Regions from separate parts of the Homo sapiens genome. Here regions 2 and 3 are each linked to region 1. The links are chromatin contacts, found by Hi-C or POLR2A ChIA-PET in ENCODE. All regions are on one chromosome and are shown on one strand. The core of a region is the stretch at or near the end of the contact, and the rest is flanking DNA. Distances in the headings are between cores, read along the strand shown. Region 1 overlaps UBASH3B (ubiquitin associated and SH3 domain containing B). Region 2 overlaps UBASH3B (ubiquitin associated and SH3 domain containing B). Region 3 has its middle 22 kb from the start of TRK-TTT2-1.

Region 1 (3,480 bases), core at 262-2,761:
AGTGCAACCTCTGCCTCCCGGGTTCAAGCGATTCTCCTGCCTCAGCCTCCTGAGTAGCTTGGATTATAGGCACCTGCCACCATGCCCAGCTAATTTTTGCATTTTTAGTCGAGACAGGGTTTCACCATGTTGGCTAGGCTGGTCTCAAATGCCTGACCTCTGGTGATCCACCTGGTACTCCTAAAGTGCCAGGATTACAGGAGTGAGCCACTGCACCCAACCAATACTACATTTCTAAATCTGTATTTTCAAAGACTTTAGCTAAAGACTAGAATGTGTAAGTTGCACGTGTGTCCGAGCTATGCCCACCCTTTCCTGGGCCGTGTTTAGTACCGCAGCCACATCAGAGCAGAATTGCAGGTGGCTAATGGCCCCTGCCTTCCCATCTGTACAGAATACACGGAGAGCACCCCAGTTCTAGGGCAGGCCGGAGTCTGTTGACAGACATTTCTCCTTATCTTGTTTTCACATCAGCTGCAGCACGATTTCTGTTCAGAGCAAGCGTGGGTGGGGGTTCCTCCCGCCCTGCCCTGTGCTAGCTGTTAAAATAGGAGGGTGGTTTACCGTATTGTTTTTCAAGTAAAGATCAGGCCACCAGGAGTTGGTGACTCCAGTGGGTCACTGGCGGTGTTTGTTCATAGCAAAGAAAAGTCAGCCCAGCTCTTTTGGGGATACATCAGTAATCTACATAGCAGCCATTTGATTTTGAAGATTAGGGTTTGGGGGGGAAGTTTGAAGTTTTGTTTGACTGCTAAGAGGAATTAGATAGCTCTCAAAACATTTTTCAAACTCAAGTAATTGGACTCTCCAAACAACGGGAATGGTGGCATAACAGACCACTAACATTTCAATTGCGCTTTCCAATCGACAAAGTACTTTTACATATGTGATTATTCCCTTTATTACAGAAGAGAAAACTGAAGCTCAGAAATCCCAGCTATTCAGGGGGCTGAGGCATGATAATCGCTTGAACTGGGAGGTGGAGGTTGCAGTGAGCCGAGATCGCAACATTGCACTCCAGCATGGGCTACAAGAGCAAAACTACGTCTCAAATAAATAAATAAATAAAATCCCAGTATATGGTCTGCACACACTACACATTTATACCCACAACTTCAGATTAAAGTGAACATTAATGACCGTACTGAAGCAAATAGAGTTCCAGAGATTTCTAGTGACTGAGGGCGCTAGAATTCGAACCCAGATCCACTGCCTCCCACTTCTGGATCCTTTTTCCTCCACCATCCTCCCTCACACTTGTTTCCATCTTCTTGTCCAATGTGAATTGTTTATTTGCTGCTTCAGCATACAGCACCTCAGTACCTTGATAGTCAGGACTTAGGTTGGGCAGGATAGCCACATTAAATAAGCAAGGATTGAGTCATTGCGTTGCACCATAGATACATGGGTTTACAGCAACTTAGAATAAAGAAAAGAGGAAGCAGCTGCTGTGCTGGGAGCTTCATAGACCTGACACTGTCCAAGGGGGAGTATATTTATATACCTCCTCATTTAATTCTCAAACAGCCTCCGGAAACACATTCTCTCATTTTCATCTGACAGTTAAGAGCACTGGGGCGTGGCGATGTAAGGAAACTTGCCGAAAGTTGCATAACGAGTCAGTGATGGAGCCTGCATTTGAACCTAGATTTGTCTCATTCCAAAGCCAGCCCTGTCCAACCCGCACATTCTCTCAGTGAGGAAACCAGGGTGGTGGAATGACTGCTCTGGCAAATTAAGGGCAGAGCTGGGCTCAGCCACGTAGTCTCAGTGTTCTTGCCAGTATACCTGGCAGATCTCTTCTCTTAGAGTTGGAATTCTCCTCTGTCGTATTAGATGAAAAGTTGTCAACATTGCAGATGACCTCCTCTCCCCCTACCCATACCCCCATAGTCACGCCAAATTTTTGTTGCAATTCACACCAGGCATGGATTTCTATCTTCTGTTGCTCCCCACCTTCCAAAATCTTCCATGCCCCTCATCTAGGCTCTGGCAAAAGTTGTTCCCAAGTAACACTATGTGACCATTTGAATTTTACATTTTCTCCCCACCTTGCAACAAGGCAGGAGAGAATGGCTTTGGAACTATAGAAAATTAGGATGGTATAAGGCTAAAGAAGAGCAAGAAGATGGATGCATTATGTAATGAAAACTGCACTCACAGTATGGGAGAGCCTGGGGCATATGTTTGGTAAGGCAGGTGCCAGCTGTGAGGATACTAGAAACCAGGTGTGGGAGCATCCTGGGTGCCGTGTGTGGAGGCTCACTGAGTTGCTACAATGGTCAGAACCTAAAGCTAGTTCCCTAACTCCCAATGATCCCACAGCCCCCACATTCCATCCACCCGACACCCAGCACTCCCCATGCCTCTGGAAATCTATTTGCTTCAGTACGGTCATTAATGTTCACTTTAATCTGAAGTTGTGGTTATAAATGTGTAGTGTGTGCAGACCATATACTGGGATTTTATTTATTTATTTATTTGAGATGGAGTTTTGCTCTTGTAGCCCATGCTGGAGTGCAATGTTGCGATCTCGGCTCGCTGCAACATCCACCTCCCAGTTCAAGCGATTATCGTGCCTCAGCCCCCTGAATAGCTGGGGCTGCAGGTGCCCAGCACCACACCCAGCTAATTTTCGTATTTTTAGTAGAGACGGGGTTTCTCCATGTTGGCCAGGCTGGTCTCGAACTCCTGACCTCAGGTGATCCACCTGCCTTGGCCTCCCGAAGTGCTGGGATTCCAGGCGTGAGCCACTGCGCCCGGATTGGGATTATTTTTAAATCTTTTCGCCCCTGATGGAGGAGGGGCATGGGAGGGAACTGGTATCTATTAGGTGCCTGCTGTACCTAGGTTATTTTATTTAATCCTCATGGCAACACTCAGTGTCTTACAGATGGAAAAATGTGATCTTCATCTTAGAGAACTCACAACTCAGAGGAGTGTGGCACGTGGAGTCACCGAATTGAGTTTGAATCTTAGGAAGCTGCTATGTGTTCTTGGCATTTCCTGCAACCTCTATGCTATCTCTTCTTCTGTGAAATGCCTGTGGATAATATTATCCACCTTCCAAAATTATTGTGAGAAACACATCAGATGACTGATTTTTCTTTTTAAATCTTTCTTTCTTTCTTTCTCTTTCTTTCTTTCTCTTTCTTTCTTTCTTTCTTTCTTTCTTTCTTTCTTTCTTTCTTTTCTTTCTTTCCTTTCTTTTTTTTTTGAAACAAGGTCTCCCTCTGCCACCAGGCTGTAGTGCAGTGGTGCAATCTCTGGTTACTGCAACCTCCGCCTCCAGGGCTCAAGCGATCCTCCCACCTCAGCCTCCTGAGTAGCTAGGACTAGAGGCAAATGCCATGACAGCCAGATAATTTTTGTATTTTTTTGTAGAGACATGGTTTCGCCATGTTGCTCTGGCTGGTCTTGAACTCCTGAGCTCAAGTAATCTACCTGCCTCGGCCTCCCAAAGTGCTGGGATTACAGGCA
Region 2 (3,969 bases), core at 1,111-3,610, 83 kb after region 1:
AAAGTACAGATGATACAAAATAGTAGAAAACACGCAGCTTCTCCTGGGATGCTGCACTCTCTCCTGTCACATTCCTTCATTTTTTTTTTTTTTTCACAAGCAAGGAGAACTTTGATTTTTTTTTTCTTTTTCTTTTTTTTTTTTATGGATATATAGTCTCTCTCTGTCACTCAGGCTGGAGTGCAGTGGCGTGATCTTGGCTCACTGCAACCTCTGCTTCCCGGGTTCAAGTGATTCTCCTGCCTCAGCCTCCCAAGTAGCTGGGATTATAGGCGTCCGCCACCATGTCTGGCTAATTTTTGTATTTTTAGTAGAGATGGGGTTTCACTATGTTGGTCAGGCTGGTCTCAAACTCCAGTCCTCAAGTGATCTGCCCGCCTCAGCCTCCCAAAGTGCTGGGATTACAGGCATGAGCCACTGCGCCCAGCCTGATTTTTTTCTAATTGATAAAAATTATATACATTTATGGCGTATAACATGATGGTTGAATATATGTATGCATTGTGGAGTGCCTAAATCAAGCTAATTGTACATGCATTACCTCGCATGCTTATCAGGCATTTGTGGTGAGAACACTTAAACTCTACTCTCTTAGTAATTTTCAAGCATATAATATGTTATGATGAACTATAGTCACTGTGCTGTACAATAGGTCTCTTGAACTTATTTCTCCTAAGTGAAGTTTTACGTCCTTTGACCAATATCTCCCCAATCTCGCTCCCCTTTCTTGCTTTCGGCTCAACCAGTCCTGCAGCATTTTGGCTGGGTTCACGGGGGCCACTTCACAGCAAGGAAAGGAGGGAAGAGGTCATGTGTTCCCCACATTAATCCACCAGTTGGGTAATCTGTGTCTGAATAATTGGAAGTCTGCAGTTCCTCTCTCCCCACAGACAGGGGTAGTGGTTAAGTAATTGCATTATCAGCCTCCTCCAGTCTCTGGGGAGAGGATGCCAATGTTAAGTAGCAGCAGACTTCCATCTCCCCTTGTCTCTGAGTGAAGACTGCCTGTTTTCCCTGCCAGTGCGAGGACAGCAAGGTGGATGCCCTGGGGGAAGCCCTGCAGACCACGGTCAGTCGCTGGAAATGTAAGTTCTCGGCCCCGCTGCCCCTGGAGCTCTATACGTCGTCCAACTTCATCGGCCTCTTTGTAAAGGAAGACAGTGCGGAGGTCCTCAAGAAGTTTGCTGCTGACTTTGCTGCAGAGGCTGCATCCAAAACCGGTGAGCAAACAGCTGCCAGGCCAGCCCTGGGCCCTGTCAATCAAAGAGTTGGAAAGGAAAAAGGATAGGAAATAGTGGTAGAGGAGCAGGATGGGGTCAGGAGGTGGAGGACCCTGCAGGAATGGACGTGTGACAAAAAAACAGCCTTTTCCTGCAGCACCCCACGTCTTGCTCCCTTGTAAAAACGTTCAACCCCTCTTCTGCTGACCTGGAGAGACCGTCTAAGGCTTATTCCCTAACACCCAAGTTGAAGTTTCACAAATGACTTCCATACTGAACTAGAAATGTATTTCTTTGTAGCACCACCATCTCCTCCTAATTCAGAATTAAAGAAACATCCTTTCTCCCTCCCAAGCTCCCGCCCATGTAGGTGTTTATCTGGGTCTCATTGTTCACTCCATGACAATCCAGATCTTTTCTCAGTGGGTAGCAGAGGATAGAGAGAAGAGTGGAAGCACTTCGTATTATATCACAATAAAATCCACTGAACCAATACCCTTCAACTTGCTGAAAACCATTAGACAGGACCCCAAGCCCCAAGAGTCTGTCTAAAAATGTAACCCCTTCCAAATGTCTCCTGCTCTTCTCATGGGAGCTCTTAGTTCAGGACACCTGAGATTTCCTGTCAAAGGAATTAGCTTAAGGGGGTGCTCAAGGCAGGAGACACGATGGAGGTGAAAAGAGGGAGAAGTTTGCAAAGCTCTCCTGTCTGACTACAGGTGTGGACAAGCTCACTTAGCTCAATGACAGCAGGGAAACAGACAGACAATCTGGTGGGGGGAGAGCCTCTTGGCTCGCTCCAGCATGAAATCACAATTGGCAGGTACTTACTGGTCACCTACTATGAGGATTTCTCCTACATGAGGAGTGCTACAGGGAAGAGAACAAGAAGTGGTTTCTCCCGGCCAGGCCCTGTGTAACATCAGCTCTGAAAAGAGAAAGGGGTGGTTCTACCTTCACGGAAGGAAGGAAACTTGCCCTGGGACGATGTTGATCAGGACAATGGAGGAAAGGCCTGCAGGCGGGCGGGTGGCAGGAGCACAGGCAGGCAGGCATGAGATGGTGTGAGCAGAGGACAGTGGGGAGGCTGCCCTGACCAGAGTGGATGGTGCAGGATGCACAGTGGAAGCCGAGTGCTGAGTGCAAAGCTGGAGGAGACGTACAATTCCCCTACCCCTAATTTTAGGGAGTGCCAGAGAGGGGGAAGACCTGAGCAAGGCCGCAGTTTGCTCCTTAGCCTTTTGGCCTTTGGCCTATCCCTCACCTGCCATTGTTCCCTGCTGCTATTTTCATCACCATCTCAGGCCCTTTGTTCCATATTCCTCTTTACCAGAAAAGCACCACACAGGACTTGGGACCTATGAGTGGGATCGGGGCTCAGTATCACTGCAGGATCACAGTGCTCTCGGAAGGAACACAAGGACCTTAAGACCCCTCTGTACCTGGGGAGGGGTCCTCTTTAGACTTTGCAACCCCCACCCCCACCTCTTCCTCTCCCTCAGCGACGGGACTAGTCTCCGGGTCCTGACTTCAGTGAAGCCTGACATTTCATAGGAGCTTAATATTTCAGAGAAAGAGCATAACTGAGAGGCAAATTATTTCCTGCTCTTATCCCTCAATCTCAAGGAAATGGCTTTCTCTCATCCCACAGTAGTTATTGTCAGAACCACTAAATCCCCACAAGGACCAAAACTAATGTCAAAGCCGCAAAACCCAAATCCTTCACAAATGAGAAAAGCAAGCCTCAGCCAGGGCCGCACAGATTCTTGGAGTGCATACTGAGTGAGCAGCAGTCGAAGCCCCAGCTTTCCCTGTGGGACGCGGGTGGAGCCAATTCCTCTCCAAGATCCTGCTGTCATGAAGAACTTGGCCGGCTTCGTTTCTCTGCTGTTGTGTGGCCCCCTGGTGGGGATGTGGAGAACTGGATGACCCTGCGCAGCTTAGCTGGTCCCGCTCCTTATTACCCAGCATGGGAAGCCGGCCACCATGTCTTTGCCCTGGAACTTGGTATTCTCCAGTTGTTGGCAGGACCAGATATCATCAAGTAGATTTAGTGTCTTCCTCCATTTGAAGTGGTCAAGGGAGATTCATTCATGTGCATTTATTCATTTAACAAGTACTGAAAACCTGCATGATATGCTGAGTAAGGATACAGTGTAAGCGAGAGACAAAAACCTTGTTTCATGGGGCTTACACCAAAGAAAGGCAATGCAGTATAAAAGAAAAAGTACTTAAAACCGAAATGCTCAATTTCTAGTTCTATCTTGGGCCACTAATTCTCTGTGTGACTTGACCAAGTTCCTTAAATTCTCAAATTCCCTAATTTCTTCTAGTTGCAACTTCTTCATTATTCTAGTTTGTACAGTAGATGATTCTCCCTCATTGTAAATACAAAAGAGGCCAGGCATGGTGGTTCACACCTGTAGTCCCAGCTACTCAGGAAGCTGAGGTGGGAGCATCACTTGAGCCCAGGAGGTGGAGGCTGTGGTGAGCTATGATCATGCCACTTAACTCTAGCCTGGGCAACAGAGAAAGACCCTGTCTCAAAAAAAAAAAAAAGTACCAGAGAGAGAAAAAAAAGCCATTCCCTCCTATAGGTAGGGTTGTTTTGTTTTGTCTCTTGGGATATCTTAGAATAACAGTCTGTATACTTTAAACCAGTATGTCTCAACTAAGGGTGATTTTGTCTCCCAGGGTACATTTGGCAATGTCTGAGGTCATTTTCAATTGTTACAGCTTGGAGAGTGCT
Region 3 (3,708 bases), core at 81-2,580, 120 kb before region 1:
TTTTTTCTCTCTCTCAGGGGGAAAAAAAAACAACACTTTCTCGTTCGCTTTTGGAGCTTCCATACACAAGCTCTTTGGAAGTTATTGCCCTTTAGAGGTAAGAGGACGCCAAACATAGATGCAATTTTTTAAAATATTAGCAAAAGAAAAAGCTGGCAACCATGCATTGTCTTTATTTATTTATTCGGGCTGTTAGATATAAGTTCTAAATTTCTCTTCAAAGAATCAATATGTCAGTATGTTCAATTCTTTGCCTTCTACTTTTAAACTTAACTTCCTCGTAAAGCAACCTTTTTCGATTATCTACTCCACCCTGACTCATTCCGATCACCTGCTCCACCCTGACTTATTCAGATTACCTGCTACCTGCTGCTCTCTGACTCATTCTCCGCCCTGCATAACCATTTTTTTTCCCCGCCAAACCACTCACCCCGTTACTCTCTTTAAATTAACCAATCGGAATTAGTTTAGCCTGTGCGGTCTAACCCTAGCCAATAGGGGAAGGACACAGCAGCAGGGGCCACGTGCGACCGGGATAAGAACCCCTTCCCATCCCTTGTCCAAGTGTGCGCTCACCATTGCTCTGTCTGTAAGGGCACACCCTTCTATAGAAGTACCTTGCCTTGCTGAGAATTAAAAGAAAATTTTATATTCGAGTGCTATTTCTTTTGCGGCACCGAAACTTTATATATAACAGGGATTTTATTGGCTTTTTTGCTTGCTAGTTTGATAGTTCTCTCGTTTTGCTTAATAATTCATAAAAATCTTGATCCAGGTGAGGTGTGGAAAAAATTTAAAATGTTAAAATCTTGGGAGCCCTGCAATTCGGTTTGCAAGCTGCAGGTGCCCCTTTGTCCACCAGATGGCAGGGCAGCTCTGCAGGTAACTTCTGGCGCCGTCTGCTGCTGCCTCCGCCTCTGCCTCTGCCCTGGGAAAGCAGCGCCAGTTCATCTTTCAAAGAATACGTCCCTTCTTGTCTTTAGGGTTTTTCCCCCAAAGAATATTTTCAGCAGAAGTATTTTACATCTCAGTCTAGAGATGAACTTCCCCAAGAGTGTTGTGTGTAGGCTTGCCGGTTTTTTTTTAAATTATTATTATTCACTATAAATCTTTATTAATAAAGATTTAACAAGGACCTAACCCAGCAGTTCAGAGGTACAGAAAGTCAATGTGTGGAAAGAAGACGGAACTGATCGGAAATGTTTATTCCTCTCCTAAATCACCACTGACAACGACAACCACACACACACACACACACACACACACACACACACACACACACAGCTGACGCTCAGAATGCGTAGGGACAGAGACACAGGGAGCAGGACAGGAAGCAAAGGGTAGTTATATATGGCCGAGAGGAACATGGTTCCTTAGTAAGTCTGGAAAATACAGTATTGCCACTCAGGAAAAACAAAGAGGCGCGCCATACTGCCACCCAGTGGTGTGAACTGTTTCTTTCCAGACTTAATGCAAACAAAACCCTTCTTTTTATGCTTCTGATGGTGGCTGAGATCTTCCTCTCAAAGAACTACATTACACAGTACTGCTTGCTCCTACCAGTACCTGACACGGGTGTCAGGCCCAACCACGTGCTCGGTGTATTCATAGACCTTAGTCACGGAAGCACAGTCTTGTCCGGATGCACAGCATGTGAGCACTTGCTCTCCAAACTTACCATCTTCCAGCTCCGGTTAATACAGCAGACCATTCATGCGTCTAGGAACCAAAGAATTACCCTAGGGCCCTGCTATTATTTGGGCAAGAGACTCATAATGACCTTACTTGACTGGCTGCATAAAAAGTCCCAAATCTTCCTGCCATTCCTTTCTCGTCTTGGCCTCTGGGCCGGGAGCACAAAGCCTAGGAAAGGACCCAGGGACAGAAAAAGGAAATATCGAGGTACTGTTTTCCCCCTACCTCCTCAGCTTGGCCTAAGGAAATTTTCAGAGTAACTGAGCTAAGCTCCAGCATCCTCTTCTCTTCTGATATGGTTAGACTTTGTGTCCCCAACCAAATCTCATCTTTTTTTTTTTCTTTTCAGCCACTCAGAGAGATATGTATAACCTCTCTCTTTTTTTTATTTTTATTTTACTTTAAGTTCTGGGATACATGTGCAGAACATGCAGGTTTGTTACATAGGTATACATGTGCCATGGTGGTTTGCTGCACCTATCAATCCATCATCTAGGTTTTAAGCCCCGCATGCATTAGGTATTTGTCCTAATGCTCTCCCTCCCCTTGCCCCCCACCTCCTGACAGCCATGGGTGTGTGATGTTCCCCTCCTTGTGTCCATGTATTCTCATTGTTCAGCTCCCACGTATGAGTCAGAAGATGCCCTGTTTGGTTTTCTGTTCCTGTGTTAGTTTGCTGAGAATGATGGTTTCCAGCTTCATTCATGCCCCTGCAAAGGATATGAACTCATTCTTTTTTAAGGCTGTATAGTATTCCATGGTATATATGTGCCACATTTTCTTTATCCAGTCTATCATTGATGGACATTTGGGTTGGTTCCAAGTCTTTGCTATTGCAAATAGTGCTGCAATAAACATACATGTGCATGTGTCTTTATAGTAGAATGATATATAATCCTTTGGGTATATACCCAGTAGTGGGATTGCTGGATCAAAGGGTATTCCTTGTTCCAGACCCTTGAGGAATTGCCACACTGTCTTCCACAATGGTTGAACTAATTTACACTCCCACCAACAGTGTAAAAGCATTTTTGTATCTCCATATCCTCACCAGCATCTGTTGTTTTCTGACTTTTTAATGATCACCATTCTAACTGGCATGAGATGGTATCTCATTGTGGTTTTAATTTACATTTCTCAAATGACCAGTGATGATGAGCTTTTTTTCATATGTTCGTTGGCCGCATAAATGTCTTCTTTTGAGAATTGTCTATTTATATCTTTGCCCACTTTTTGATAGGGTTGTTTGTTTTTTTCTTGTAAATTTGTTTAAGTTCCTTGTAGATTCTGGATATTAGACCTTTGTCAGATGGATAGATTGCAAAAATTTTCTTCCATTCTCTAGGTTGCCTGTTCACTCTGATAATAGTTTCTTTTGCTGTACAGAAGGTCTTTAGTTATATTAGATCCCATATGTCAATTTTGGCTTCTGTTCCAATTGCTTTTGGTGTTTTTGTCATGAAGTCTTTGCCCATGCCTATGTCCTGAATGGTATTGCCTAGGTTTTCTTCTAGGGTTTTTATGGTTTTAGGTTTTACATTTTAGTCTTTAATCCATCTTGAGTTAACTTTTGTATAAGGTGTAAGGAAGGGGTCCAGTTTCAGTTTTCTGCATATAGCTAGCCAGTTTTCCCAGCACCATTTATTAAATAGGTGCTGGGAAAACACCTATTAAATTATTTCACCATTGCTTGTTTTTGTCAGGTTTGTCAAAGATCAGATGGTTGTAGATGTGTGGTGTTATTTCTGAGGCTTCTATTCTATTCCATTGATGTATATATCTGTTTTGGTACCAGTACCATGCTGTTTTGGTTACTATAGCCTTGTAGTATAGTTTGAAGTCAGGTAGGGTGATGCCTCCAGCTTTGTTCTTTTTGCTTAGGATTGTCTTGGCTATTTGGGCTCTTTTTTGGTTCCATATGAAATGTAAAGTAGTTTTTTCTAATTCTGTGAAAAAAAAAGTCAATGGTAGCTTGATGAGAATAGCAATGAATCTATAAATTACTTTGGGATG

What was found. A loop is a pair of places that touch in the nucleus more often than their neighbours do. ChIA-PET counts read pairs that join two places held with the same protein, here RNA polymerase II (POLR2A). Pooled maps may share reads with other maps.
Region 2: a pooled map shows a loop between it and region 1 (4-fold over the local background). The contact joins two enhancer-like sites. A Hi-C loop is called at or near these places in 1 of 168 maps with a recorded cell type or tissue (IMR-90) and 10 of 50 pooled maps. POLR2A ChIA-PET finds 5 or more read pairs at or near these places in 5 of 52 experiments (A673, CD4-positive, alpha-beta T cell, OCI-LY7 and 2 more).
Region 3: a loop to region 1 is called in a map of CD4-positive, alpha-beta T cell, with 7 times the contacts of the local background. The contact joins two enhancer-like sites. A Hi-C loop is called at or near these places in 1 of 168 maps with a recorded cell type or tissue (CD4-positive, alpha-beta T cell) and 8 of 50 pooled maps. POLR2A ChIA-PET finds 5 or more read pairs at or near these places in 4 of 52 experiments (PC-9, Panc1, RWPE1 and 1 more).

Annotation. Positions count from the first base shown.
Region 1 is chr11:122,696,385-122,699,864 of GRCh38, forward strand. All of the region lies in intron 1 of UBASH3B (ubiquitin associated and SH3 domain containing B), which reads left to right. Among named protein-coding and RNA genes, the nearest start is that of UBASH3B, 42 kb to the left of the region's middle. Within about 2 kb of position 1,512, at least 8 of the 41 ENCODE cell types and tissues checked have a DNase peak (open chromatin) inside an H3K27ac peak, as active enhancers do; they include CD4-positive, alpha-beta T cell and PC-9, where a contact is called at or near this core.
Region 2 is chr11:122,778,476-122,782,444 of GRCh38, forward strand. UBASH3B (ubiquitin associated and SH3 domain containing B) reads left to right here. Exons shown (of 14, transcript NM_032873.5): 4 at 1,022-1,220. Among named protein-coding and RNA genes, the nearest start is that of CRTAM, 58 kb to the right of the region's middle. Within about 2 kb of position 2,361, at least 4 of the 41 ENCODE cell types and tissues checked have a DNase peak (open chromatin) inside an H3K27ac peak, as active enhancers do.
Region 3 is chr11:122,579,806-122,583,513 of GRCh38, forward strand. No RefSeq gene overlaps it. Among named protein-coding and RNA genes, the nearest start is that of TRK-TTT2-1, 22 kb to the left of the region's middle. Within about 2 kb of position 1,331, at least 35 of the 41 ENCODE cell types and tissues checked have a DNase peak (open chromatin) inside an H3K27ac peak, as active enhancers do; they include CD4-positive, alpha-beta T cell and PC-9, where a contact is called at or near this core.